Regions from separate parts of the Homo sapiens genome. Here region 1 is linked to region 2. A link is an interaction called in ENCODE POLR2A ChIA-PET data of the cell type or tissue named here. Cell type or tissue: OCI-LY7. All regions are shown on one strand. Links, peaks and the distances in the headings refer to the core of each region. The heading gives the core; the rest is flanking DNA. Region 1 overlaps PPP1R8 (protein phosphatase 1 regulatory subunit 8). Region 2 has its middle 2.2 kb from the start of SMPDL3B.

The links. Peaks named below come from ENCODE experiments on the same cell type or tissue, not always from the same donor. Only the 100,000 strongest peaks of a DNase experiment are listed, where the experiment ranks them.
Region 1: POLR2A ChIA-PET joins it to region 2 with 6 read pairs; 8 of 35 experiments call an interaction of 5 or more read pairs at or near these places.

Annotation. Positions count from the first base shown.
Region 1 is chr1:27,839,715-27,842,523 of GRCh38, forward strand. It overlaps PPP1R8 (protein phosphatase 1 regulatory subunit 8), which reads left to right. Exons shown (of 7, transcript NM_014110.5): 4 at 1,300-1,520. Among named protein-coding and RNA genes, the nearest start is that of PPP1R8, 10 kb to the left of the region's middle. In OCI-LY7, for the core only: no CTCF peak of the experiment used is centred there; no DNase peak of the experiment used is centred there.
Region 2 is chr1:27,931,443-27,934,251 of GRCh38, forward strand. No RefSeq gene overlaps it. Among named protein-coding and RNA genes, the nearest start is that of SMPDL3B, 2.2 kb to the right of the region's middle. In OCI-LY7, for the core only: no CTCF peak of the experiment used is centred there; no DNase peak of the experiment used is centred there.

The DNA of each region.
Region 1 (2,809 bases), core at 265-2,764, 92 kb before region 2:
TCTTTATCCCATCTCTGTTTTGCTTTGACTGTGAATAATACCAGTTTTAATTCCATAAGCAAGGCCAGGCATGGTGACTCACACCTGTAATCCCAGCACTTTGGGAGGCCGATGTCAGTGAATCTCTCAAGCCCAGGAGTTCAAGACCAGCATGAGCAATGTAATGAGACCCGCGTCTCTACAAAAAAATACAAAAAGTAGCCCTGTATTGTGGAGTGCGCTATGGTCTCAGCTGCTTGGGAGGCTTAAGTGGGAGGATCGTTTGAGCCCAGGAGGTGGAGGTTGCAGCGAGCCATTATCGCATGACTGTACTCCAGTCTGGGTGACGAAGCAAGCCCTACCTCAAAAAAATAAAAATAAAATACTCCATAAGTATTAATTAATTGAAGTATCCATAAGCATACACCAATTAATAAGAGTTTAAACTTCGCCTAAGATAATCCACAGAAATGCAATTGAGATTTAACTGCATGGGGCCCTGAAGTTTGTTCATTTTGCCCGTGTGTGAATACAGTGTAAAATGTAAAGGGTCCTGCTTCCTGGGCATATCATGTTGGACTCCACCACTCTCCTACTACCATACGCAGAAACATACACTCACACATCACCCTAATCTGCTTATATAAGGGTCTTGGAGAGCTTTGTCTCGCAAATACTTATCTTTTCTCTCCCATTTTATAACATGCAGAATGCCAACAGGGGAAAATATTCAGAATCTATAGTAGGATTTTGGCTTGCTTTGGCATTGATATTGCACCTGTTTCAGCCAAGCTCTTTCTTGTCCTGGGGAAAACCTAAGCATAACTGCCACCAGGCCAGCAATTTCTATATTCTTTTGACTTGGAGCTGGAGAGGGAAAACTACAGTGATGTCCAGCTCCTGCTTTGGGAGGCGTGGCTTCTGCTGGGTTGGAGCCATTCTTATTTGACCCAGAATGGAGCCAAGCCTGTATGGCAGCAGAGAACGGTCAGTGGTATTTGTTATCTGGGGGAACAACAGGTCTGAGGATATAAGAAACCCACCGAGGAGATTCAAGGCTCAGTGAGGGAGTTTCCTTCTCACTGTAACACATGATGGATGTGGTGGACCCAGTGCCATTTTCATTTTTTAAAAAGCTGGAGTTTCTGACCATGATCCTGACTATGGCATTTTTAAAATAAATTAAAAACAGACAAAAAAGCAAAACTGATGTGCTGGGGGGAAGCTGACCTGATAAGAGAGTTGGCGATCATACTCTTCCTTCTAAAACTCAGGTTGTTTTTGTTTTCCCCCTTACGTTTCTGATTTGGTTATTCCCAGCACACGGCACTTTCTTGGGTCACATTCGGTTGGAACCTCACAAGCCTCAGCAAATTCCCATCGATTCCACGGTCTCATTTGGCGCATCCACAAGGGCATACACTCTGCGCGAGAAGCCTCAGACATTGCCATCGGCTGTGAAAGGAGATGAGAAGATGGGTGGAGAGGATGATGAACTCAAGGGCTTACTGGGGCTTCCAGAGGAGGAAACTGAGCTTGATGTAATTCCCTGTTTATGTCATTGTTTTGTCTTTGGGGACCCTGGTTTTTGGAGTATACAGCTGTTCTATGTAGCTGGAAATGCCAGTGACTTAGCAGCAGGGGGTTCTCTTGAGTCCAGTAATGGGCCTTTGGCAATCTGGTGTGGCCAGCTGTGACAGCTCTCGGAGAGCCACATTGTATGGATTTGGTTGTGTATCACCAGGCCTAACAAGGAGGCTGAGTCCCAGCCACTAGTCTCCTTGAGCTGTTTTGTGCACCTTCACTGGCTGTTAGAAGCTAAGACTGGAAGCTACATTTCTCTGTCCCTTGACTGCTTAGAGCTAATGCTGTCCAATATGGTAGCCACTAACAATATTTCAAGTATTATGTAGTCACATATGGCTAGTGGCTGCTATGTTGGCTAGTGCAAAGAGAGAATGTTTTCATCCTCACAGAAAGTTCTGTCAGACAGCACTGGCTTAGAGAGACTGACATTTTCATTCATTCATGTAGCTTTTTTTGGTGCTATCTGAACAGTCCAGGAATCTTCTGAATAGAGCCAGACTGCTTTTGTTCTTCCATGGGCCTCGCTGTCCTGAGGGCCATGAATTTTATAAGATTTAATTTTAAGGTGCTAGAAGTTTTCCTTTTTTGAAACTGACCCCAGTAGTTTGGTGTGGCTATAGTCCTTTACATAGCTGTCACTGCACTGGTGTGATTGGTCTGTTCAAATAGACCAAATGCAATCATGTCCTTAACCACCCACCTGCATTTACTATTCCTGTACACCAAGGCAGTTTCCTGGCTCTTAGGAAGAAAAGCACGATAGAAATTGTACAACTTAGGCCGGGCACAGTGGCTCATGTTTGTAACCCCAGCACTTCGGGAGGCCGAGGTGGGCGGATCACCTGAGGTCAGGAGTTCGAGACCAGCCTGGCCAACATGGAGAAACCCCATCTCTACTAAAAATACAAAAAATTAGCTGGGTGTGGTGGTGCATGCCTGTAATCCCAGCTACTCAGGAGGCTGAGGCAGGAGAGTCACTTGCACCTGGGAGGTGGAGGTTGTGGTGAGCCAAGATCGCGCAGTTGCACTCCAGCCTGGGCAACAAGAGCGAAACTCCGTCTCAAAAAAAAAAAAAAAAAAGAGAAATTTTACAATTAAGAAGTCGTTTTGTTTTGAAGAAGTGGCTTCATAGCCAGGGACCTTGCTGTTGCCCATTTCCCCTTTAGGCCACCTTATCCAGGCTGCTGCTATACTTCCATGGCTTTTAGTTCAGTATGTTAGGTACTCCCTGGATCTTCATTCT
Region 2 (2,809 bases), core at 268-2,767:
TTTGCTACCTACTTAGAATGGGGTTTAAAAATACAGTTAGAGGCCAGGCGTGGTGGCTCAAGCCTGTAATCCTAGTACTTTGGGAGGCCGAGGCGGGCGGATCATGGGGTCAGGAGTTCGAGACCATCCTGGCCAACATGGTGAAACCCTGTCTCTACTAAAAATACAAAAAAATTAGCCGGGCTTGGTGGCGGGCACCTGTAGTCCCAGCTACTCGGGAGGCTGAGGCAGGAGAATGGCGTGAACCCGGGAGGCGGAGCTTGCAGTGAGCCGAGATGGCACCACTGCACTCCAGCCTGGGGGACAGAGCCAGACTCCGTCTCAAAAAAAAAAAAAAAAAAAATACAGTTAGAACAGGAACTACTCAACCAATTACCCAGCCACAGCCTCTTCAGTTCCTCCCTACTACTAGTTACCAGTTCCTAAGCGTAGCCCCTTACAGCTTTTCACCAAGACTTCTGCTATGGTTTAAATGCTTGTTCGCTCTAAAGCTGGTGTTATAATTGGTTACCATTATGGAGGTATTGGGAGGTTGGACCTTTAGAAGGTGATTGGGCCATCAGGGCTCCACTCTCATGAGTGGGAGTAATGCTGTTACAAAAGGGCAAGTTTGGTCTTCTTTTGTCTTGGCCCTTTGCCAAGACATGCCATGTGAGGACTCAGCCTTTCTCCTCTCCAGAGGATGCAGCATGCAAGGCATCATCTTGGAAGAAGCGAATGGCCTTACCAGACACCCAGCCTGCTGGTGCCTTGATCTTACACTTTCCAGCCTGCAGAACTGTGAGCCAATACACTTCTGCTCTTTATTAAATACTCAGTCTCAGGTATTCTGTTATAACAGCACAGAAAGGACTATGACAACTTCCCTGCCTTAGCCTCCTTGCTTGCTGGTTTCCCCAAAAATCCATCTTCCACAGAGCCAGTGCATCTTTCTAAAATGCAAATTAGGTTGTGTCTCTGCCATAGCTCCCCACAGCTCTCAGCTCAAACAGCTGAGCACAACCTGGCTCCTGCCTGCTTCCCCAGGCTTAGCACCCCAAGCCCAATATCACCCAACTCAGCTCTCTGGGATGATTCAGCTCCTTCTGCCTGGGATACCCTCCTCCCCAGCTTTCTCCTTTTCCTGCTAACTCCTACTTGTAAATTAAGGTTAAGCTGGTGGGACAACCATATCTTACGTGCTTTGCCATGCAAAACAACAGGAAAGACCCAAGACCACCTGAGAAGTCTTCTTCCCCAAAAGTCAAACCTGAATGTCATCAAACCCTTGGCTGTAACTATCAGTTTACAGGAAATATGGGGGACAGAGGAATATGTTAAATGACACCACCAGAAAGGAATCAGCCAAATCCTCCAGAATGTGGGAAATTCACAGGACAAAGAACAAGGAAAAAATGGGGAGAGGGCAGGAGAGCTACAAATTAAGGGAGACTTAAGAGACACATCTACCAAATGCAATGTGTGGACCTTGTTTGGACCCTGATTTGAAAGAACCCGCTGTAAAAAAAAAAAAAAAAAAAAAGAGACATCAGGGAAATTTGGTGACATCAGGGAAACTGACCACATATCTGCCTGGTGGAAGTAAGGAATTACTGTTTTTCTTTTTCTTTCTTTTTTTTTTTGAGGTGGAGTCTCGCTCTGTCGCCCAGGCTAGAGTGCAGTGGCACTATCTCGGCTCACTGCAAGCTCCGCCTCCCGGGTTCAAGTGATTCTCCTGCCTCAGCCTCCCAAGTAGCTGGGATTACAGGTGTGAGCCACCACGCCTGGTGGAATTACTATTTTTTTTTTTAGATCTGATAATGTGTTAGAAAAAGAGAGTCCTAGCCGGGTGCAGTGGCTCACGCCTGTAATCCCAGCACTTTGGGAGGCCAAGTTGGGCAGATCACCTGAGGTTGGGAGTTTGAGACCAGCCTGACCAATATGGAGAAACCCCATCTCTACTAAAAATACAAAATTAGCCAGGTGTGGTGGCGCATGCCTGTAATACCAGCTACTCGGGAGGCAGAGACAGGATAATCACTTGAACCCGGGAGGCCGATTTTGCGGTGAGCCGAGATCCTGCCATTGCACTCCAGCCTGGGCAACAAGAGTGAAACTCCATCTCAAAAAAAAAAAAAAAAAGAAAGAAAGAAAAAGAGAATCCTTACCTTTTAGAGATAAATACTGTTTACGTTCAAGATGATATGATCACTGGAATTTAACATCATACAGTGAGGGCCAGGTATGATAGCTCACACCTGTCAGCCCAGTGCTTTGGGAGGCTGAGGTGGGAGGATCACTTGAAGCCAGGAGTTTGGGACCAGCCTGAGTAATGTAGTGAGATGCTGTTTCTAAAAAAAAAAAAAAAAAAAGCCAGGTGAGGTAGCGAGTGCCTATAGTTCCAGCTATTCCAGAGGTTGAAGCAGGAAGATAGGAAGATAGCTTGAGTCCAGGAGCTCGAGGCTGCAGTGAGCTATTATTATCTTGCCACTGCACTCTAGCCTGGGTGGCAGAGTGAGACAACCCCCTTCTTTTTTTTTTTTTTTTTTTTTTTTGAGACAGAGTCTTGCTCTATCACCCAGGCTGGAATGCAATGATGCAATCTTGGCTTACTGCAACTTCTACCTCCCAGGCTCAAGGGATCCTCCTGCCTCAGCCTCCCAAGTAGCTGGACTATAGACATGTATTACCATGCCCAGCTAATTTTTTTATTTTTTGTAGAGATGGTGTTTCACTATGTTGCTCAGGATGGCCTCAAACTCCTGGGCTCAAGCGATCCTCCTGCCTTAGCCTACCAAAGTGCTGGGATTACAGACATGAGCCACTGCAC